Linked DNA regions of Homo sapiens: region 1 is linked to region 2. The links are chromatin loops, found by intact Hi-C in ENCODE. Cell type or tissue: chondrocyte. All regions are shown on one strand. Each heading gives the region's core, and the rest is flanking DNA. Links, peaks and the distances in the headings are about the cores only. Region 1 overlaps LINC01498 (long intergenic non-protein coding RNA 1498). Region 2 overlaps CMKLR1 (chemerin chemokine-like receptor 1).

Region 1 (11,425 bases), core at 1,416-9,415, 150 kb before region 2:
TCCATCGTGATCACAGAGGAGAAGGGCCAGGGACTGAGCAGTGAGCTGCCCTGGAGGGCACCTGGCTTCTGACCCATCATTTGTGAACAAACCACCATCCAACCATCCTGCCAACTCTCCACCCCATGAAGAGAAGGGGAGGGGCTTGGACACCTTATAGGGAGAGGGAGAGAAAGGGTAATCTTGTTCCCTAACCAGTGGGGAACTGATCAGGACCACTGGAAATTTTCCCATGAGCTGGGGCAGAAAGGGACCCTCTGTCACTGTTAGATGTCTATACCCAGCTGTCCCACCTGGGGAGTCTTTTCTTTAGACATCCATGAAAGTACAGTGATGTCCAAGGATGTTTAGTGAGTCTCCTCAAATAGGATGTTAGGAGACATCCTATCAGTCTGAGACTTGTTGATTAAATTACATTATAGCCATACTGTGGAATATCACACAGCTATTAAAAAGGACAATCTCAATCTCTGTGTCACCCTGAAGGGAGATTCTTAATACACAATGAAGTGAAAAAGATGAGTTGTAGAATCATGTGTATAGTTTCTCTCTCTCTCTCTCTCTATATATATATATGTATATGTATATATATATGTATATATACGTATATATATATATATATATTTTGGTAAGTAAAAAAAGACATAGAGGGCCAGGTGTAGTGGCTCATGCCTGTAGTCCTAGCACTTTGGGAGGCTGAGGTGGACAGATCACTTGAGCCCAGGAGTTTGAGATCAGCTTGGGCACCATGATGAAACCCCGTTTCTACAAAAAATACAAAAATTAACCAGTTTCATAATCAAGTCTCAAAATAAATAAATAGATGAACATTTTTTTAAAAAAGCATAGAGAAGGGAACTCTACAACAATCTATTAACATTGCTAACTACAAGGGGTTGGAGTTAGAATGGAGTGGGAGAGATTATTGATTTTTTACTTTACTTTGTTGTTTAGCATATTGCAATGCATGCGTTACTTCCATAATTAAGAAAATCTAATACACATTTTTATAAAAATTCAAGGTGTCCTCAGATATGTTCAAGCCCAAAAGAATCTTATACCTGGACCCCCCAGTCCCTAGCCCCTGGTAAGTATTTGCAAAAAATGTTGGATGAATGATGAAATGAGGAAGAATGAAATGTTTAGCTCAATATCTCATTTCTTGGATGGTTTGTAAAGCTTTCAATAAAACAGGAGCCTTGAGGCAGTTGGTCATTAATGAATAACTCATCATCAGAGGTCTGGATTGAATATTAAAGCAGTCCCAGCAGTCAACCGTGCCCCTTGTTAAACATGGTCCCTGCTGCAACTAGTCTAGGTCCAGGCTCATATTCTAGCTGACAGCTTGGAGAGGAGTGATAGTCATATTTCCTCACGTAACCATCCTCATTTTTAGGGTTGACAGTTCTGCTGCTGCAATGACAGGGAGGTGGGTGGGTGAGTCCTTTGGGTGTTGCTGGGATGTTAAGTCCTGGGGTTGTGACTGGGGAGAGTGATGTCACCCTTGATAATTTCTGTAGACTCAGGCAGAGCGGCTCACTAAGATAAAAACCTCTTATAAGTAGGTTTTTCTTTCTTTTTAGTAAACAGGTTGCTCATCACTCTTCGACAGCTCTGACCCCTTGGCTGCAGAGTGGGTGCTGGGTGTTGGGAGAGGGGCATGCATGGAGGTCCTTCTTATCCCATGTCTCATCTGATTTTTCTTCAGTCTCCTCCTCCTCACTTTCAGAGCAGAGAGTCCTTATGCGCCACTGGGACTCCCCATGCCCTTCCCTGTCTGTCCGTGTCTTGCTGAGCCAGGCAGACTCCTCGCTTTCCAAAGTGACAGTTCATTTTCAGATTCCCTGTTCACGTTTCCATTTTGCAAGTGACAGAGACCAGTGTGTTATTCCTCTTAAGTAGTGTAGCAGGAGCCTCTGGGAAGGAAACGTTTAGCCAAATGACTGACTCTAACGGAGAATTTTCAGGTATTTTGGTAGACCAAGGGATAGAATAATTTAGGGATAGAATAATTTAGGAATAGGTTGAAGTTCCTGTTGCTAAATGACATTCCCCACCCTCCACTCCCCCGACTTTTTTTTTTTTGGAGACAGAGTCTCACTCTGTCACCCAGGCTGGAGTGCAGTGGTATGATCAGGGTTTACTGTAGGCTTGACCTCCCGGGCTCAGGTCATCCTCCCACCTCAGCCTCCCAGGTAGCTGGGACCACAGATGTGCACCATCATGCCTGGCTATTTTTTTTTTTTTTTGTATTTTTTTGTAGAGACAGGGTCTCACCATGTTGCCCAGGCTGGTCTTGAACTTCTGGGCTCAAGCGATCTCCCCAGTTTGGCCCCCCAGAGTGCTGGGATTACAGGTGTGAGCCACCATGCCCGACCCATTTTCCCCCTTTTTATAAAAGCGATAAGTGTTCAATTCATACCACTTGCAAAACGCAGAAAGACACAGAAAATTGAACAGCACATTCCTCCATAATCCCTTTAGTCAAGATGACTCATCGCAACAGATACACACACAGTGTAAATATATATTTACAAAAAATATACTTTGTATATTCTTCTGTAGCCAGTTCTTTTCACTTAGCAATATCTTGTGAGTATAGTCCCATAACTATAAATATTCATCTATACTGTGAGTTTTTTTCCAGTTGGAAAAATTTCAAACAACGCAAAACATAAAAAACAATTAAGATCTCTATTATTGCCATCCTCAGGGATAACCATTATCACTTTAAAAATATTCTCTTGCCTTTTTTTCTATGCGTATGCACACTAGAATCTAATCCCTATACAGATGCTCCTCAATTTACAATATGGATGTGACCCCATTGTGAATCAAGGAATGTACTGAATGCCTATTGCTTTCTCACCATCATAAAATGAAAAAATCAAAGCATCATAAGCTGGGGACTGTCTGCAGTGTCCTGGCTTGCTTTACCTACCCTTGTGTCCTCAGCACCTTGAAGAAGGTCTGGCATGTAGCAGATGCTTGGTAAATATTGTTAAATGAATGCAAAATTATAAATGCATATTTAGTAGGGTTCCTGGAGTAGAATCTGCTTCTACGTTTTTCCCCCAAAGCTTGTAAAACCCTCATTTAAAATGTTACATGTATTTTCTGTTTTCTGGGAAGGGGACTGGAGTTTACCTTTGAGCAGGACCATCCCTTGATTCTGGGTGTGAGCACTTGGTGAGAAGAAAATAAGCAAAATAACTATCCACGGTTCTTGGGGATGCCCTGAAAGCTCAAATACTGAAGCTGCAGATGGAGCAGTTAAGTATTCTAAAGGGAACCTAAAGCAAACTGTGTTTGTTGGTAGAACATGCCCCTGCAGGGTTGGAGCAAAATCTGTTTCTAAACTTAGAGTTTGGCTGCCCCAGGCCTGAACGCACTTGTTTGCTCTTGGGAGACAGGGTGTGCATTCTCATCCAAGCATTTGCTTGCTGGAGTTGAGGATTGAGGACCAGATGGTGGCAGAAGGGATATGCAGGCTTGCTCTTGCTCTCACCTGAGGCTGGAGAGAAGTGCCACGTCTGGTAAGGAGTACCCTGGTCTCCAAGGTTGGTCTCCCTTCCAGTAGTAATGTACCAAATCCAATGAGCAGACTTGGACTTGCCCTCCTGGCCTATGTGGTTGTCTTGTTTGGACTACAGGGTGATGGTGGGATGTCCTTTGGAGGAGAGATGTTCCCATGTTTCTCCAGGGGGTATTGTGGGTCTACTAGACAGGAAGGCTTATTCCCCACTTCTCTTGGTTCAGATGAGCTGGGTGGGAACTTGGAGGTGTGGCAATTTTCCCAGAACATCCTCCGTGCAGGGTGAGTGTTTACGCAGGAAGTTCCAAGTAAAGCGCTTGGATGTTGAGTCTTAGCAACCACTCTTAGCAATAATTTTAAATTAATCTTCACGGTACTATATCTCTCCTCTTATTCTGTTGTCTGTAGTAGCACCCGACAGGCTGAGGATCTATCAACATTTTAAATGCAAATATCCTTTACCCCAGAATTATCACTTCTAGGAATCTCATCTAAAGAAATACTAGTGTGATGGACAAAGAAGCATGTAGCAATGTTCTTTGCAACTTGTGTGCAATAGCATAAAACTGGAAATAAGCAAAGTACTGGACAAGTGGGGACTGTTAGATAAAGCTTGGCATATCTGCACTAGAGTGAGGCCGATCTATGCACACAGACATGGAAGCTTCTCTGACACATATGGCTGAGAATAGAGAACAATCCTATTCATACAAGAAAAAAATCAGTGCCAAAATCTATGTATGTAAATGCACAGAAAAATTCTACAAGTGTGCCCACTTAATAAATGGAGCTGCCTCTAGGGAGGGCAGTGGAATTATATGTGTGGAGTATATATGAATAATGATGGTGGTAATTAAGATGTGACATTTGTTGAGTGCCCACTCTGGGCCAGGCACTGTTGAGGGGCTTTACGTGAATTTACTTGCTCAATGCTAATAATGACCCTATGAGTTGTGATTATAATCCCCATGTTACAGATGAGGAAATAAAGGCATGACTCCAGGGGGTGCTCTATACAAGGAATACAATAGGAATTGTGGCCCTAGAATTGTTCAGCGCAGTGGGACCGTAAAGACATGAGGCAAACGTGCCTGATTTAAGTAAAAGGTGGAGTCAGACCTTGAACTATTACACTCAATTGCCTCTATTTTCCCCTCCTTTAAAGCCAGTTTTTACAGTGGGATTGTTTTTATGTATTATATGTGTGAAACAAATAACTACATCCTGGTCTCACTTGGATATTTGTAAGGGCCTGTATCCCCATGTGGGTGAATGTGAGCCATCCTGCCTTCTGGGCTGGGGGTGGGAGCCGCCCCAGCAGACCACAGCAATGGCACAGCAGGATGTCAACACCAGAAGGACCCGTGGGCACATTCCTGAGCTCAGGTAAAAGGATTCCTGCGGAAACCTCAGAAATAGCTGGGGCTAATTCCAAGCCATTAGGCTGCTGTGGGCTTGCACCTTAATAATTTAGGAGTGACAAGAACTTCTTCAAGGAGTAAAAGACTATTATATAATCACACACATCTCAGGCTAAGGCCTGGGACATGAGGGATTATATAATAATGCTCTATATGGAACAAAAATAGGATTATATTTTGCATTGTGCATGTGAACTGATTTTGTATTCAATATGTCATAAATGCTCGGCAGCCTTTGAAAAAAGATAAGGTAGGTACTAGCTGTCTCCTATGTGCATTGTTGGCCATCCTGCAGGTAGACTGTAATTTGCTTCTCTAATCCCCTAGGGGGCACCAATGTTACTTTCTGAATCTAAACAATGTTGCAGGGACATCCTTGGCCTCCAGTGGCTTCAGTGTGTCTGACTTTCCCAAGGAGCCTGTAAACATGTAGATCCTGGGCTCACCCTGTGTAATAACTACTGCTTAATAACGAATTACCCCCAAACCTAGCAGCTTGAAACAATGACTATTCATTTGTCTCACAGAGGTTTTGAGAGTCAGGAATTAGGGAGTGTCCTAGCTGGTTGCTTCTGGCTTGAGGTCTCTCAGGAGTCAAGATGTGGTTCAGACTCAACTGGGGCGGGAGGATCCATTTCCAAGGCAGCTCTCTCACAAGATCTGTGCTGGCTGTTGGCAGAATCCAGCTCCTGGACCTGCAGAATTCTCTATAGGGTTGCTTGAGTGTCCTCATGACATGGCGGCTGACTTTCCCCCACAAAGAGTGACCCAAGAGAAAGCAAGACAAGGCTTTTATGACTTAACCTCAGACGGCGCTCTGTCATTTCTGCAATATGCCATTGCATTAGTTACAGAGGCCAGGCCTGTTCAAGGTGGGAGGAGACTATAACAAGGTGGGTGTGAATACCAGGGACACAGCGGGAGGCCGGAATCACTGGGAGTCATCTTAGGAGATTTCACAGGTGTGAGTGGAATGCAGGGATCCCACCCTCCCCCCTACTTTTTTTTTTTTTCAGAGACGATGTCTTGCTCTGTTGCCCAGGCTGGAGTGCAGTGGTGTGATTATCGCTCACTGCAGACTTGAACTGAGGCTGGATGCCACAGCTTAGGAGATTCTGATTTTGCAGGTGTTGAGTGGAATGCAGAGGTCCTGTCCCACCCACACCCCTTGCCCAGCTAATGCCCCCCTAACTTTTTTTTTTTTTTTTTGAGATGGAGTCTCACTCCATTGCCCAGGCTAGAGTGCAATGGCGCGATCTCAGCTCATTGTAACCTCCGCTTCCTGCGTTCAAGCGATCCTCCTGCCTCAGCCTCCCGAGTGGCTGGGATTACAGGTGTGTGCCACCACGCTGGCTAATTTTTGTATTTTTAGTAGAGACAGGGGTTTCACCATGTTGGCTAGGCTGGTCTTGAACTCCCGACCTCAGGTGATCTGTCTGCCTTGGCCTCCCAAAGTGCTGGGATTGGAGGTGTGAACCACAGCCTAATGCCCCTTGTTAACAGGTGCCCAGGGTAATCTGTTGTGGGCACTCCGAGCATATATTTCAGAAGATATCTGTATGTCTATGATTGTTCACATCTCTGATTATTTTTTTTAGGGTAAATGTCCAGAAGTGGATTTTCTAGGTGAAGGGGACACCCTAGCATAATGCTATTGGTATCTTCTATCACTCCGTTCTCTAGAGAGGGGACCTCAGGCTACACTCTGGATATGGAGCCTTGAAATGCCCTTCAACCACACTGAGTTGACTATGGCAATCCTGTTAGCCTGTTTTTAGGATGTGGGTTGGACAGGAAGAGGTGACTAGAATGACAGGGCAGAATATATTTTGCGTTTCTTGCCTGACATCAGCAAAGCACTGAGGTTGGTGGCAGCGGTGAAGTTGTCAACCAGAAAAATGCATTAGCTCAGCACAGATTTACTAACTCAGTCTTCAGTTCCTCTTTAAGAGGGGCTGCAAATGGGCTCCTGAAATTTGCTTGCCCTGGGATGTGGGAGCGAGGGGACAGGAATGCCACTGGTATCTTTGGTTTGTGTATACAGTAGAAGACTTTGAACAATCCCGAAAAAAACTCATTGGTCTATAAATGGACATTTACAGAAAAGACCCTGGGCAGACTTCACTTTGGAGTCACACAGATGGAGAGTTTGGGTCCCAGCTCCTCCTTGTTTGATTAGGAGAACTTGGGTGTTACTTGGTTCTCTGAGCCTCGGTTTCTTAGTCTATATAATGGAGGTAATTATTACAATGTGTGTGTATAACTTTGAGATGAAAAAAGAGTAAAAAACCCAAATAATCACATTGGGGGTCATTTTGAAAATCAAATGATAGCTGGGGATCCTGCAGGGGCATCAGTTGTGTGTGGCCCTTCTGCTGGTATCATCTATCTGATGTATTGAGCTAGCTTTCCCGACCTCTGACTTAATGTGGTGTAGATTAACCCCATTCCTGGCTCCCTGGGTAGGCGATTTTGTTATAGGAAAGGGGTCCCAATAGAGACCCCAAGAGAGGGTTCTTGGATCTCGCGTAAGAAAGAATTCAGAGTGAGTCCATAGATTAAAGTGAAAGCAAGTTTATTAGGAAAGTAAAGGAATAAAAGAATGGCTGCTCCGTAGACAGAGCAGCCCTGAGGGCTGCTGGTTGCCCATTTTTATGGTTGTTTCTTGATGATATGCTAATCAAGGGGTGGATTATTCTTGTCTCCCCTTTTTAGACTATATAGGGTAACTGCCTGTGGTTGCCATGCCATTTGTAAACTGCCATTTGGGGCTTTCACAGTGGGAGTGTAGCAGTGAGGACGACCAGAGGTCACTCTCGTCGCCATCTTGGTTTCAGAGGGTTATAGCTGGCTTCTTTACTGCAACCTGGTTTATCAGCAATGTCTTTAAGACCTGTATCTTGTGCCGACCTCCTATCTCATCCTGTGACTAAGAATGCTTTAACCATCTGGGAATGCAGCTCAGTAGGTCTCAGCCTCATTTTACCCAGGTCCTATTTAAGATGGAGTTGCTCTGGTTCACACGCCCCTGAAGATTTTAGCTTTGGCCAGTCAGAGGACTTATTGCATCCCAAGCCACAACAAGGTTCAGGGAAGGCACATGACTCCTGCCCATCCAATCAGAGTGAATTCCAGGACTTGTGAGAGATATCCTGATAAAGAGGCATTCTTCTTCTGCTGAGGGTCTGAGCTAGTGGGATGTAAGCCAGGAGCTGCTGTCATTTATTTTGTTATGCTGGGGGAAACACGTACCTGAGAGTGAAGCCAACAGAGACAAAAAAGAGAGAAGAACCAAATCTTGATTCTGTCTTTTTAGCACCTGGATCAAGCTGCACCTGAACTTTCAAGTTATACCAGCCAGTAAATCCCCCTTTAGGCTTAAATCAGTTTGATTTGAGTTTCTGAAACTTTCAGTCTTGCATAGTAACAAATGAGGTAAAATTTGGGGCTATGTGAAAGCCCTAAATAGCAGCAAATTATCTGTGTTAAATTTCCATGCATTTGTTACCTTTGCTGGGGATGAGGCAAGGTTATATTTTCCTGGGTCACTCTCTCATCCCCTTGGGAAAAGGAACTACTTGTGTTCATTTTGAAAAGCCAGACATTTGGCCACTCCTAGAGACATAACATAAACTCTGTTTCTCAAAGCATGAGTGTGTCTCTAGAATGGAATATCTTCTCTGCTTACTGCTTACACTCTTCAGAAATTAACGTGTCTCTTTGTAATTCACAGAAAAAATACCCCAACAAAACCCTGAATGAATAGAATTTATAGTTTTGGCTTTTTCTTTCATCCTTTTCTCATCAGATCATTGGCTCTTGCTACTAGCTTATATTACAATTTGATATGATAGTTGATTTAGCACAAAATTTTATGTGACAGGATAATTCATTGCAACACCATTAATTTGTGTTTTGTTTTGTTACAGGAAAAGACTCAGAATGGATGGAAGTTGTTTATAAATTCTCCTCTGCTGCATACTGTTAAGAAGGGGAAAGAGGAGTGCTGGGTAGGTGGACATGCAATGTCTGCTACAAGTGGTACTCAATAAATGTTTCTTTTACTCTTTCCTCTTCTGTCTTGTTAGAACATTGCAAAATACTAGAAGAGCAGTTATCTGCAGGCAGAAGAATTCTCCCAGGGTCCATCAAAACCTACTCCATAGCCAATGACCTAAATATGAAGCCTGTGGATTCACATCAGACAGAGGACTGGTAGATGAGAGCTTTCGGGGCTGCTGCAGGAGTGCATAGGCTCTGACTCCATTACCCATCACAGAATGTTACCATTCAAAGATCAGTGATGTACATCCTAGATAATACTGGCAGCCAGGAGCTGCAGAGCCCAGTTCCAAGAAGGCACTCTGTAATCTCAGGGAACTTGAACCATTCTGTTTGCCCTTCAGCTTGCAGCCCTTGGCTTATGGCTCAAAAGATAGGGAGATGAGTGACTTTGAGGAGTGGGGAAGAGGCACAAACAATGAGTGAGGAGGGAGATCCCTCAACACCAGTGGGGTAGGAGATCGGCAGATGCCTCAATCCACTCTCTCATGGGATCCTGGGGAGGTGGCTGGACCCCCACTGGTGGTCAGGATGGGGAGGTGTGGAATGGCTGGGGTATGCTGAAAGAAGCTGGACCCTGGGTACTGGGCCCCCCAGCCTCCACAAAGATTCCTGTGGCCAAACTTAATGGATTCTGCAGAGTTGGATTATAAACTCACCAGTAAGGTCATGGGGAACTGAAGTCCAGACCTTATCCTTTGTTTCCTGGCCCCAAGTTAAACCTCTCAGATTCTAATGTGACCTTAGGGAGGTCGAAGGACCACCTCAAAACAGGGAGATTGATTTCTTGCCAACTCCATAGGTTGGGGGCTCAGAGTTGATTGGAAAATGAGCATGGCATTTATTACACATTTCCTTTTGCAGGTGATGTTTTATAAGCATAACTATTATTTATTAGATGTTTACTAGTGCCACACACTGTGCTGAGTATGTTAACTTGCAGTATTGACTTTACCCTTCAAAGCAACCCCAAGATATTAGATATTATTTGCTACAAGTAATTTACATTTTGTAGATGAGGAAGCTTGAGTCTTAGAGAGATTAGCTTGCTTGCTGTAGCATATGTTGTTGATGCCCCTTCAAGCCCCACTCCTACACCCTTGGGTTTTACCATTTCCGAGGCCACGGGCAGAACTTCCATCTCCTAGCATTGGCAGCACTTTGCCCAAGGGCTCTCTTTGGCCACCAGATCCCCCATACATAATAGGCCAGAAGTGCAAGGGGGTTAATGCCTCTGGCAGCATCCCTTAAATAATAACATATGGGAGTTGGAGTATTAATACCCCAGTTCCCTTGCTGCTTGGATGAGTTACCATTGAGGCAGTGTTTAACATTGGTTCTCCAGCAGAATTCATCTCCAGTGACAGCTTCCTTGATACACACCCTTTATTTGTTCCTCCTCTTCCCCACTCCCCTGTGGTGCTTCCTGAGGTCACTTTCTAAATCAACTATGTGCACTTGAACCCTTGTCTTAAAGTAAGTTTCTGAAGGATCTTCAACTAAGACACTTGCCCATGGTAAGTTGCAGAGCTGGGATCTAAATCCTGTTCTGCCTATCTCTAATTCCTGTGCACTTAGTCTTTGCGCTAGAAGTTTCTTTTAAGCATGATATACCAGCATTTTGAGTGTCTGCAAGGACTCCATGATGTACAAGTTCTCTGCCACTTGGCAAGCTTGAAAGCAGTGATCTCAGATATGTGTATGTGAAGTGAGTGGGAACTACATAGACCCCTGATCTTATTTACTATGGAAGTGTCAGGGAGAGCAGCTTCCATAAGCCAATGTCAGGGTGGAATTCTTCTGCTCTTTGGTGGGAAAGAGGAGGGAGGAGAGTGCTGTTCTGAGGAGGGGTCTATGTGCTGATGTTGAGTCTAGTTAGCATGCTGCTTGAGTACATCTCCTCCAAGCTGGCCATCTCTCAGCTGGGCGATAAAGTAATTTGACTAGGGCTGTCTTCCAGGCTAGAGCTCCTGGAGATTGCTCCCCATTTATCATGGAGGAAAAATCGGGATCCACAGCTCCTGGCTTGCCAGCATCATCTAGCCTGCACGTCATTGATCTTTGAATGGTGAAGTTCCGTGATGGGTAATGGAGACAGAGCCCGTACGCTCCAGCAGCCACAAAATCTCTTCTCAAACCAGTCCTCTGCCTGATGTGATTCCACAGGCTGTGTGTTTACTCATTGGCAATGGGGTAGGAGTTGATGGACCCTGGGAGGATTCTTCTGCCGACAGATGCCTGCTCTGCTGATTTGTCGTGATGTATCTCAACAGAGAAGGACTGGGAGGAGGGAAGAAAATGTGTTTTGAATACGACTGCAGTGGAAGTTGTATGCTTGCCTACATGCAGGGATCTGTAACCTTTTTTCTGTAAAGGCCCCAGTAGTAAAGATTTTTGACTTTGCAGC
Region 2 (11,425 bases), core at 1,149-9,148:
CCTCACTCCTCCGCTCACTCAAGACCTTTCTTGGAGCATTGGTGGTTGCCATGGAAATGGCTCTGGAAGCAAACCAGTCCCTGTGGGCTGAGGAAAAATCCTTAAGAAAAATAAAGAGATTGCTTGGCTTCCTGGCTCTCTGATGGGACATCCTGATGCCTGGAGCCTCCAAAAACTGCACTTTCTGGGTAGGCCTGGAACTGGCAGAAGGATCCTCAGTTCACCAGGCCTCTTGCTATTCTCCTGCCTCCAGCCTTTCCTCTTCCAACGCAGTGCCCACATCAGCCACCCAGGTTAGAAGCTGGAATCTTTTTAGAAGGATGATACCCTCTGCTTAAAACCATCCATGGCTCCCTATTGCCCATAGGATAAAGTTGATGGCTTGCAGGGATCTCACAATCTGAAACCCTCTTCTTTCCTTAGCCACATCTCCTGCCTTCTCCCCTCCCCTAACACACACACACACACACACACACACACACACACAGCCCCTAACCACACTTTTTCAAGCCTCTGTTCCTCTGCAGGTATGTCATTTCCCTCGGCTGCTCCACCTGGCAAAGGCTTCATACCCTCCAAGGCTCAGCTCAAATGCCACCTCCTCCAGGAAGCATCCCCTGATTTCCCCAGCCCTTTCTCTTTACTTTGTGCAGAGCCAGGGCCACACACTCAGTGACCAACAGGGCCAGGCAGGAGACCCAAATGACCCATTTATGAACATTTTTCATGTCCACAAAGACATACGTGCTCTCCTATGAAAGCTGAAAATGAGAATGACTTGGTTCCTCTTTCTCTCACTGGATTGCACTTATTTCTGCCACAGCAGAGACCCTGGACAAACTCAATGGCAAATTGCAACTGGCTTATTACCCCAGGGAACAATAGGGAGGGGTGGGGACTGTGGATAACCCCTGTTCTGTAATGCAAGCCCAGCATGGCCAGTTTGCTGGAAGCCTGGAATTTAGGTGACATCTCAGAATACTGACTGTGCCACGATCTGTTCCTGCAACCACTTTCTCTGCATGAAGGTAGTGACTGGGCCATCTTACTCCCACAGCATTTGGCAAGGAGTGTGACCCTTAGACGTTGCCCACTACTGGCTTTTTTTTTTTTTGGAGATGGAGGTCTCACCCTGTCACCCAGGTTGGAGTGTAGTGGTGCAATCATAGCTCACTGCAGCCCTAAGCTGCTGGGCTCAAGCGATCCTCCTGCCTTTGCATCTGCTGTTCCCACTGCCTACCATGCTCTTCCACAGCACCAGCCCATGTCTCCCTCTCTGTGTATTCAGGTCTCCATTCAAAGGTGGAACAGGGCATAAATGCTGGGGGAGGGGAATTCTATGTTAGGGAGAGCGTTCCAAGAAGCTTCTCTGAGAAGATGACCCTCTTTGTATTTTATTCACAGCACAAATCACTGCCTGCTATTATATTCATTGTATTTTTTCAGCATTTACATAGAGCTTCCGATGAACCAGGCATGCTTCTAAAACATTACCAACATAAACCCATTACCAACATTCAATCCTTGCAACAACTCTGTGAGGGAGGAGCAATGATCACTCCTATTTTCCAGATGAGGGAACTGAGGCACAGAGAAGTGTGATGACTTGCCCATGGTCACACAGCAGAGCTGGGATTCAAACCGAGGCAGTCTGGCTCCAGATGTGTTTGTCTTCCTTATTATGTATTTGTTTACTTGACTGTTTAGCATCTGTCACCCCCGACTACCCCTCGACTCCAAGGGCAGGGATGTGTCTGGTTTGTTCCCTGCTGCAACCCCAGTACTCAGATCCAGGCCTGGCTCATAATAGGTATTTAATGACTATTTCTTGGAAGGATGGAGGAAGGGAAACAGGAGGATTAGAGGACTGGAAGGAAGAATCTTTGGCCTTCAGAGCTGAGCCCAATATCAAGATTGTCTTGTCGGAAGCTTCTCAGCCTCCTGAGGGATTTGAGTCAGCCTGTCTGGAGGGGCCCCTGCCTTGCCCGTCCTCACCCTCTAATAGAACCTCTATTTTCTGACCTCTCCCAAGAAGAGGTGCCAAACCTCATTCCCAGCTCCCTGGACCCATGCTGAGCACACTTCCTACAGTGATGGGAGCCCTGGAGGGGAACAGTCAAGGCGAGGGCAGGAAGTCTCCAGAAGGAGGTGGCCTGCAGGGAACAGGCTGTTGAGCGGCCAGCGAGAGGTCCGGGCGGGGCTACCCTGGACCAGATGTGCTCAGGGGATGAGCAGAAGAGAGAGCTGGGAAGGGGCTTGTGTCCTGAGAAATTCTCCTGGGACCCTAAAACAGTGGACTTCACTGAGGGAGCAGTAGAAACACATTTCAGTTTCACCCTGTGAAAGAAATCCCCTTTCCCTATTAATGCAGTGGCTGTGGTGGTGACAAGCACCTCACCAGCCTTGTTTCATTGAATCCTCACAACTCCTTGAGACAGATGCTACAGATGAGGCTCCTGAGGCTCAGAGAGGTAAGTAACCTCTATGAGGTCACACAGCCAGGAAGTGCTAGAGCTAGAAGTGAAACCTACTTCCAGATGATATGTGACAGGATTCCATGGAAAACCAAGGGAGGAGAAGCTGGAAGCCCAGCCTGGAGCTCCTGATTCTACCCACGTGCTCACTCGGTCACTTCACTGAATCTGAATCTCAGTTTTCTCATCTGTGAAATGAGAATAATGGGCAACTGGCATTGTTTGTGACCTGATGAAGGGCTGGCTGTTTTTCTAGGTGTGCCACAGAGGTTATTCTCCTTCACCATCATGGTATGTTGGGTGGTCCACATGCCCCAGAAGTGGAAAAAGAGACTTGGAGGTGTGGAGAGCAGATCCAGGTCACCCAGCCAGGACCACCTCCTTGTTAGGTGTTAATGCCCTGTCCCGACTGAGGCCAGACAATAGCTTGGTTTCAGCTGAGGGACTTGAATAAAGTGAAACACGCTTTGCAGAGCCTCTTGCAGAGGATGTAGGGATGCTGGGGAGGTGGGAGGCTGAGCTGAAGCTGGGAATGGCAGAAGCCATGGCTTCCTTATCCAGCTCACCAGAGCAACAGAAAGGAAGGAGCGAGGCATGGGACTCAAACACAAGGGCTCCAGAGCGGATGAGTCTGGGTTCTCCACCTCCTTGCCCTTCTCCCCACCCGCTGGCAGATTGGGACCCTGTGGCTGGGTAAGTTTCTTGAGTTGCCACTTTTCAGGTATCTCAGGGTGCCAGAGAAGAGAAGCAAGGGCAGAGGGTGAGCTGTGCTGACCTGGTTGTAAGAGAAGAGTGACTTCTCAGGGGGCGCTTCTGGAGGCATGTGGGGCCTCCGCTGCCTCCCAGAGTCGAGATTCCAAGCCCACACCCAGAACAGCACACCAAGTGCGTGCCACAGGCTGGCTCCCAGCATGGGCAGAAGTCACTCACCCCAGCTGCCTTCTTGACCACATCCTGAGCAAGCTGTAAGCATCCCCAGCACCAGCCACCCTTTGGCTACAATGTGTTCATAGCTTGGGGATTATTTGCAAGAGTGGACCCAAGGCTGACGTCAGGGGATTAACTAAATATGGTGCTGGACCTCCCAGTCCAGTGGGATATGCGCAGGGGAGAAAATTTGTTTACAGGCCAGCTCCAGGGGCTGGGGCGGTGTTTATGGGGAGAGGCACAAGCTGGATGGCTGGGAAGATACTTAGGGCTTGTGTACGGGACCCATTATTGGGGGCTACAGGGGCTTCCTGGCCTGGAAGGACAGATGTCCATCAAATGCTCTTGCTGGGGACCTTCTGTGACTAGGAATGGCTGCTGGGGAGATGGTTACAAGGGCAGCTAGGTGTCCAATAAAGTAATGAGGCTGAGTTTGCAAGGGCGTGTTCTCATGGAACTTGGTTCCGTCTGGGTCTGGGCTCGAGCCTCAGCTCAGTCCTCAGGTAGGCAGGGTCTAGATTGCTCAGGCCATAGTAAGGCATTGGTCTTGATTCTAAGAACAAGGAGGTGCTAAGAGGTTTTCAGCAAGGAGTGACATGATGTGGTTTGCTTCTTGAAAAGATTTGTCTACTAGGAATAAAATGGTCTGTGTACTAGGTAGATAGGTTTCTAACCAGTTAGGAGCCCCTGGTAGCCACATAGGTAAGCAGAGGTGATGCTCACAGCTGTGAGTTGTTGGGAGGACAAAATGGGAAGAACTTGTTGATAGATGTGTGGGTAGGGAGGGAGGGGAAAGTGTGGAGAGTCTGGTTTCTGAGTCAGAGTGTTGGCAGGAGATGGACAACCCACTCAAATGAGGTGATTAACGAGAACTTAGTCAGGGGAGGACTGACAAAAGGGTAGACAGTACAAGGGATCCCTACCACGCTCCGGGTCCAGTGAAGGCGAGAACTCACTGTTCCTAGACTGAGGGGCTAGAGCAGGAAGTAGTTAAGGCACCCAAGGAGTGTGGCTGTGGCCAACCCGCACACCTCTGACAAGGAGGGAGCTGGAGGGTTTGTACCCAACCGCACGCTCCACGCCTGCAGTTGTGGATCAAACCAGAGGTCAGAGGGCAAACAGCCTATTGAGATTTTCAAGCAGGTCAGCCTGTAGGGCACAGAACAGACAGGGATCTGGAGACAGAGATCCCCGGAGAGGAAGGAAACGCTTTTAAGGCTCAAGGAGTAGTGTTCTAATGGGAGGATGCCAGGCAGTGGCGTGAATATTTTGGGTGGGGGGGTCTCCCTGAGTCGGTGAGCTCATCAGCTGCTTTTCCTGGCCTCTAAGCAGGTGGGCTGTCTGGGTTCAGGGGCATAAGCTCCTTGTTTTTGCCCATTCTTATGGAGTCCTAAGCTCCGTCGTGGCCCCTTCCAAACCCGAAAGAAAATGGGACAGTCTGTTAGGCAGCCCGTGCCGCTCTGCTCTGCTGCAGTGACTCAGTGCGAGCTCCCACATGTGGGCGTGGGACCAGGGAGGAAATTCTCTCCTGACACGGAGCTAATTCTGTCCTGGGGCTGGCAGCCAGGCCTGTGGCTGGAACATCTGCAGACACTGTGTGGTTTCCAGGTTCCCGAGTCTGTCAGAGCCTGGGGATACAGGGATCTGGAGGTGTCTCTGGAGCCATCCTTGGGAGATGAGAGGCCCCTTCTCTCTGCCCTGGAGGGTAGGAGATCTGGTGAATGGACTGGCCCAGAAGGCAGCAGGCAAAGACATCAGCACCTACAGTCGTCCAGGCCAGGGGGAGGCTGGTATGCTGCTCAGGAGAGACATTTTTGAGGGCAAGAGTGGTGACTGGCCCGCCTCATTACATTTCAGCTGCTGGTTGAGGCTGTGATCTTGTGCTTTGGGGTCAAAAAGTCCTTGGTTCAAATCCCGAGCTGATGCTTAAAGGCTGTGTGAATCTGGACTAGTCACTTCACCTCTCTGAGTCCCTATTTGCAAATCTATGGAACGGTCTATGTGGATCACACTGAGGCAGAAGTTATGGAAGTCCCAGGCACAGTTCTAGGCTCTGGGGATACACCATAAACAAGAGAGACCAAGTCCCTCTTTTCTATGATTTAGAGAGGGTCATGCACTCTCTGGGCCTTAGTTTCCCCTGCTACAAGAGATGGTCCTCCGAGGGGCCTCCCAGCTCCTTTTGGAGGCTGACAGAATTGGAGGAGAGGTGTCTGAGCCATCTGGCTGGACTGTCAGGGTGGGTCATGTGGGGAGAAGATGGGGACAGGAGCCAGGCCAAACATGGTCATTTGCAGAGCGAGGAATGTTTCCAGTTTCCCTGATGGGCTCTTACGCCCACAGGCCCTGATAAAGCCCCTGCATTTGGCCTGTGGCCTGCTTTCAGGAAGAGGTTAGTGGTAGCCTGCGATGAAAGAGACAGCAGATTGACAGAGTGGCTGCTGGAAGCTTGGGCTGGCTAGGCGCACAGGTGAGGAATGTTGCAGGTGAGGGGCAGCCGAGCCTGTCAGAGGGGGAGGGCTGACCCGTGACCGGTGTGCAGGAGGTGGAGAAAACATGGGAAGAGAGAGGAGGAGGTGGAGACTGAGAAGACAGGGAGACTGCAGAGAGATGGAAGAGACGGAGAGGGCCAGGAACAAAGAGAGGCAAACACAGAGACTGGGGGAGAGAGAGAGGCAGAAAGAACAAGTCAGATATGAGACAGAGGAGAGTAAGAACAGGACAGAGGTGGAAGCAGGGAAAGAGACAAAGGACAGAGAGACCAGGGCAGAAAAGGAGCCAGTGCTTTGCGATGTAAAGAACCCATTGGGCAAAGGGGTTTAATCAAGGAAGCAGAAGGTAAATATCTGCTGCCCAGATGGTCCCCGGCCCTGCTGTACACTGAGCCCATAGGACACACACCGGCAGGGGAACAGCCAGAGGAGGTGAGGCCCTGGATCCATATGAACTTGGGTTTTGAATCCCAGTCCTGGTAATGGCAAGGAGAACTCACTGTCTCTAGGCTGAGGGGCAAGAGGGAGCAGTGGTTCTTGGTGCCTGGAGAGTATAGCTGTGGCCAAGTCGACCCATGGAGACCCTACAGGGAAGGAGCTGGAGGGTAAACACCCAACCTTGCTGTCCTCCAGCCCTGCAATCCCTGCTTAACACTGTCATCGATCAACCAACCAGGCAGGTGTGAGGCAAGCTACTTGCTCCCCTGCCTCAGCTTCAGACATCCCCGTTGGTAAAGTGGGACTGATACCAGTGACCTTGCAGGGTTAGGGGGAGGCTGCAGAGAGAAAAGGTGTGCTCTCACCCACGGTGTGCTGCATCCCAGCAGCCACACCAGCTCTGGGGCGCAGAAGGCTCCACATGTCCTTGGAGGATGGATGAATAAATGAATGATCCCCGCCTCCAAAGGCTTCTCCTGTAACCGAGATTGGAGGCATTTCACATTCAGGCTATTAACCAGAGGCAGAGGGACCTGGGGGAGAAAATTGCAGGGGACCCGGAGCCCTGCCTTGCTCCGTCTGTAAAATGCACACCCTGAATCTTGCCAGATTGATTTTCTGGGGGCCCTTGGGAGGTTCCACTGGGGCAAAAGCCAGAGTTTTGTGGAATGTTCCAAGGAGGCGAAGCAGTGGACAGAGAGTGAGCTTGTCAATTCAGCAGGGTTTGGGCTTGAAGCCTGTCTCTGAGCATTCCTTCAGAATGGCTAATTGGACCTACCTTACTTACCTGAGCTCTCTGTGTGACCTTGGGCACGTTAGTTACCTTCTCTGTGCCTGTTTTCTCATTAGTAGCAGTGCTTACAACAGTGGCTGGACTGTAGTGAGGACTGTACGTGTATTTGTTTAATAAAACTTAAGCCAATAATGTCCATTGGAGGCTTTTGTTCTGCATGGCAGGAGAAGCCAGATGTGACCTTGAGGCCCTGTCCCTTTCCCAGCAAGGGTCCGGCAGCGGGGGTGTGGGCAGGACACAACTGTCTGCCTGGTGACCATCCCACCCCCAGCAGGGGCTGGGCTCGACGAGGAAGGACTAGGGCCCAGGACTCTTTGCACAGCCTCTCCTGGCTGGGCTGACGTTGTTACTTCCTTTGGCCGGTCCAAGTTCATTCCCGCCTAACGGGGAAAACGGGTGGAGCTCTGAGGGCTGCATGTTTGGCCCCCTGCCTGGCCACTGTGGCTCGGTCAGGGATTCAGTAACCAAGACTCTGAGCTGGGCACCACCCAAGCATGAGCCCCAGGCAGGGATCGGAGTGTTTGTTTGTTTGTTTTGGGGTTTCCTGGACCTCAGGAGAGGAGGGAGGGTTGACATAATTATACCCCTCCATCCCTCCACTTCTCCATCAGGGGCCCCCAGAAGTCCCTGCGCTTGTATTTTCTTTCTTCACTGTGCTCATTTCCCAGTAGCCCTATTTCCCAGTCCCGTGACCCCTCCCACCCTCTCTCCCATGGAGCCATTCTAATGTGTTCAATGTGCGTCTGGCTATTTGGCTGGATTCTTGCAAAACGTGTGTTGCCGCTTTGCAGACATGTTCTCAATGTACCACAGCACTATTAGGGTCCTGATAGCCAGCACCTGTGTGGCTCTTTGTTGAACTGACCTGAGGCTGGGAGTGGCTGGGAATGCACACTCCAGGACAGGGCGGAGGCATGCAAATACTCCTGGAATGTGACCTGCACTGTTCCCAGGGTCCTTGATGGGTGTGAGCCAAGGCCACCCTCTGTAGGACGCTGTGGGATGCTGCACCCCTGCCTGGCCTCCTCCCACTTCCTCACTCCCTCACCAGTTTTTCCTGAAATGCTTCCTTAATAAATCACTTTTGCCAGAATCGTCAGTTGAGGATTTGCTTCTGGGGAAAGAAGACATATCCAAAAACGATGCACATGGACACCTCCCTGTGTGTTTCCTTGCAGGGAGGTGGGGCACTGCCTGGATATTCACTCAGGAGCCATCACAGAGGGTTCGCAGATACCTGCAGCATGGCATGAGGTGCCTGTGCTCCCACCCGGCCAACCTGGGAAGCGTCCAGCTTTCTAGTTCTTGCCACAGTCTAGAAGGTGTAGAATGTCATCTGGTTGTGGTTTTCATGTGCATTTCTTTGATCTTCAATTTGTCATATGCCTGGGTTTGGGGGTTTCCCTCCTGTCAATTGCCTGTTCCTATCATTTGCCCATTGTCCTGTCAGGGTCGCTGTTTTTTGGATTTGCAGGAAGGGGCTCCTTGAGTACGCTAGATAGCAATCCTTTTTGGGTTTGGAGATTGTAAATATCTTCCTCCGTTGGAGGCAGGAAGTGTGTGTGTGTGCATTCTGATGTGTGTGTCTGTGTGAGCACACATGCCTGTGTGTGTATGTGTGTGTAGCCCATTATAATGGTGGGATCTGGGCTCCCACATGAGCTAAGCTTCAGGGCAGAGAGGTGGAGGCTGGATTCCCAAACACAAGATGAGCAATTGAGTGGAGCCACAAATAGCAACACTAATAACAATAACACAACAACGACATGGGCATTAAGCTCTGTATGTTTCCAAAGCCTCAGTCTCCTCGTCTGTAAAATGGGGGAAGGATACACCCCCTTTGCAAGGTTGTTTTGGAAAAAGTCTGTGACGACATTTCTAATGGGCTTGGCTCCTGCCACATAGTAGGTGCTTAATAAATTATGATGTCAGCAATAGTAAAGCATGTGCTTATTATGTGCCTACTATGTGCCAGGCACTGAGCTGGGGGCTGGTGGAGGATGAACACATGTTACATAGTAGGGCTTTTTTGTGTGGGTGGCCTGGGTGGCATTTTCAGGTAAGACATGGTCTGCAGCAGAGGGAGAGGCCTGGGGAACTAGACAGAGTGAGAATCAGAACCAGGTACTGATAGAAAACTTGGGTGGACGCGGCCGAGCACGGTGGCTCATACCTGTTATCTCAGCACTTTGGGAGCCCAAAGTGGGTGGATCTATAAGGTCAGGAGATTGAGACCATCCTGGCTAACATGGTGAAACTCCATCTCTACTAAAAATACAAAAAGTTAGCTGGGCGTGGTGGGATGTGCCTGTAGTCCCAGCTACTCGGGAGGCTGAGGCAGGAGAATCACTTGAACCCGAGAGGCAGAGGCTGCAGTAAGCTGAGATCGCACCACTGCACTCCAGCCTGGCAACAGAGTGAGACTTCGTCTCAAAAAAAAAAAAAAAAAAAAAAAGACTTGGGTGGATGCTGATTGTGGTCAGAACCACCACTGACAACAACAATAGCAACATTGACTTTCTGCTCTACAGTGATGGAACGTGCTTTGTAGGGCTTTTTTCACCCCCTGAGCCTCTGTGTCCCTCCCTGTCTGAAAATGCGTATAATTGTGTCCCGACCCTGTAGGGTGATCATGAGGATTGGGCGAGATGGGATAAACTCCTTGGCTCATTGTCCAGCACAAAGGAAGTACTTTATTAATGATTAATGGTGAACTTTCTTATGCTAGGCAGTGCTGCAAATGCTTCACCAATGCCACTTATTCAATTCTCACAACAGCCCTAGGAGGTGGGTCCTTGGATTATCCCCATTGCACCAATATTGAAATGGAGGCTGTAGAGAGGGCTAAGTAATGTGCCCAGGGTCGCACAGCTCACAGGTCATGGAGCAATAGTCCAGCCCTGATGGATGGGAAGCAATATCCTGGGCCCTTAATCCCTTTGTTGTGTTGTTCTATGTTCTATGGCATCAACAATGTCACTGTTATTATTTCTAATATCCAGACAGATCCAGTGAGACAGAAAAACAAGCATTCATTCATTCATTCATTCATTCATTCATCAAACAATATTCTGGGTAATGCACTAGAGTTACGTAAGATATTACTATTGGGGAAATTAGGTGATAGGTACATGGAACTTCTCTGTACTACTTTTGCAATTGCTTGTGAGTCTGTAATTATTTCAAAATAGAGTTATAAAAGGAGTAAGGCAGAAGTGACCCCAATGTGATTTCTAAGCACTAACCCCCAAGGTTAGCTTGTAAAAGGCCGTGTTCCCTGGCGCACCTGCTCCTGGAGCCCAGGGCTGCCAGGCAACAAGCCCACTCTCCTGAAGCTGCCATGCTGTGAGTAAGCTCAAGCCACATGGCGCCCTGGTCCATAGTGTAAGAGAAACAAAACGAAACCGAACAAAGCCCAATATCCAGAGGACCTGTCTGGTGCCTGGATTCTGCTCCAGTCTGAGGAAATGGAGCTGAATAAGACCCAATTCTTGTCCTCAGATAACTTGTTATCTAATCAGATGCATATGCCAGCAATAATCACATAAATGCCATGTGCCCCACATGGGTGAGCAGGACGCTGTAGGAGCCAGAATGGGGAGTGTATTTGTTTTCCAGCGCTGCCATAACAAACTGTCACAAACTGAGTGGCTTAAAACAACAGGAATTTATTCTCTCATGGTTCTGGAGGCCAGAACTCTGAAATCAAGGGTCGTGCTCCCTCTGAAGGCTCCAGGGGAGGATACTTCCTTGCCTCTGCCAGCTTCTGGTGGCTCCAGATGTTCTTTGGCTTGGGGCAGCATCCCTCCTATCTCTGCCTCCATCCCCACATGGCCTTCTGTTCTGTGTCCATGTGAAATCTTCCCCCTGCTTTTCCTCTTATACGGTGACTGCAATCTGGGGCCTACTCTAATCCCGGATGATCTCATCATGAGATCCTTACCTTAATCTCAGCTGCAAAGACCCTTTTCCCAAACAAAGTAACACTGACAGGTTCTAGTGGATGCACCATTTGGGGGCAGGGGGTGGAATGCAGAGGGCATCCTTCCACTTACTACAGGAAGGAGAGGGGATGCTTCCTAGAAAGGATGCCTGAACCTGGTTGCTAGGGATGAGGTTGACTTAGGGAAGGAATTTAAAAGGGAGTAGAAACTCCTACACTGAAAAAAAAGTGATTTTGATTTTTAGAGACTGCCACCTAGCAAATGTGTTGGTCAAGAGAAGTTTCAGTTGTTCCAGTTCATGCCTCTCCCACAAAGCACAGCTCTCAGACCTCTGGGGCCTTGACCTTCTGGGTCTTT

The links. A loop is a pair of places that touch in the nucleus more often than their neighbours do. Peaks named below come from ENCODE experiments on the same cell type or tissue, not always from the same donor. Only the 100,000 strongest peaks of a DNase experiment are listed, where the experiment ranks them.
Region 1: it touches region 2 in a loop (3-fold over the local background); 13 of 110 quality-filtered maps call a loop at or near these places.

The regions. Positions count from the first base shown.
Region 1 is chr12:108,451,292-108,462,716 of GRCh38, reverse strand. It overlaps LINC01498 (long intergenic non-protein coding RNA 1498), which reads left to right. Exons shown (of 4, transcript NR_120483.1): 3 at 1,023-1,087; 4 at 3,133-3,292. Among named protein-coding and RNA genes, the nearest start is that of LINC01498, 17 kb to the left of the region's middle. In chondrocyte, for the core only: CTCF peaks have their summits at 5,079 and 5,290 (motif pointing right); no DNase peak of the experiment used is centred there.
Region 2 is chr12:108,299,226-108,310,650 of GRCh38, reverse strand. All of the region lies in intron 2 of CMKLR1 (chemerin chemokine-like receptor 1), which reads left to right. Among named protein-coding and RNA genes, the nearest start is that of CMKLR1, 34 kb to the left of the region's middle. RefSeq lists enhancers at 4,464-4,985, 6,556-7,077. In chondrocyte, for the core only: CTCF peaks have their summits at 7,913 and 8,112; DNase peaks (open chromatin) are centred at 2,158, 4,910, 7,480, 8,390 and 1 weaker place.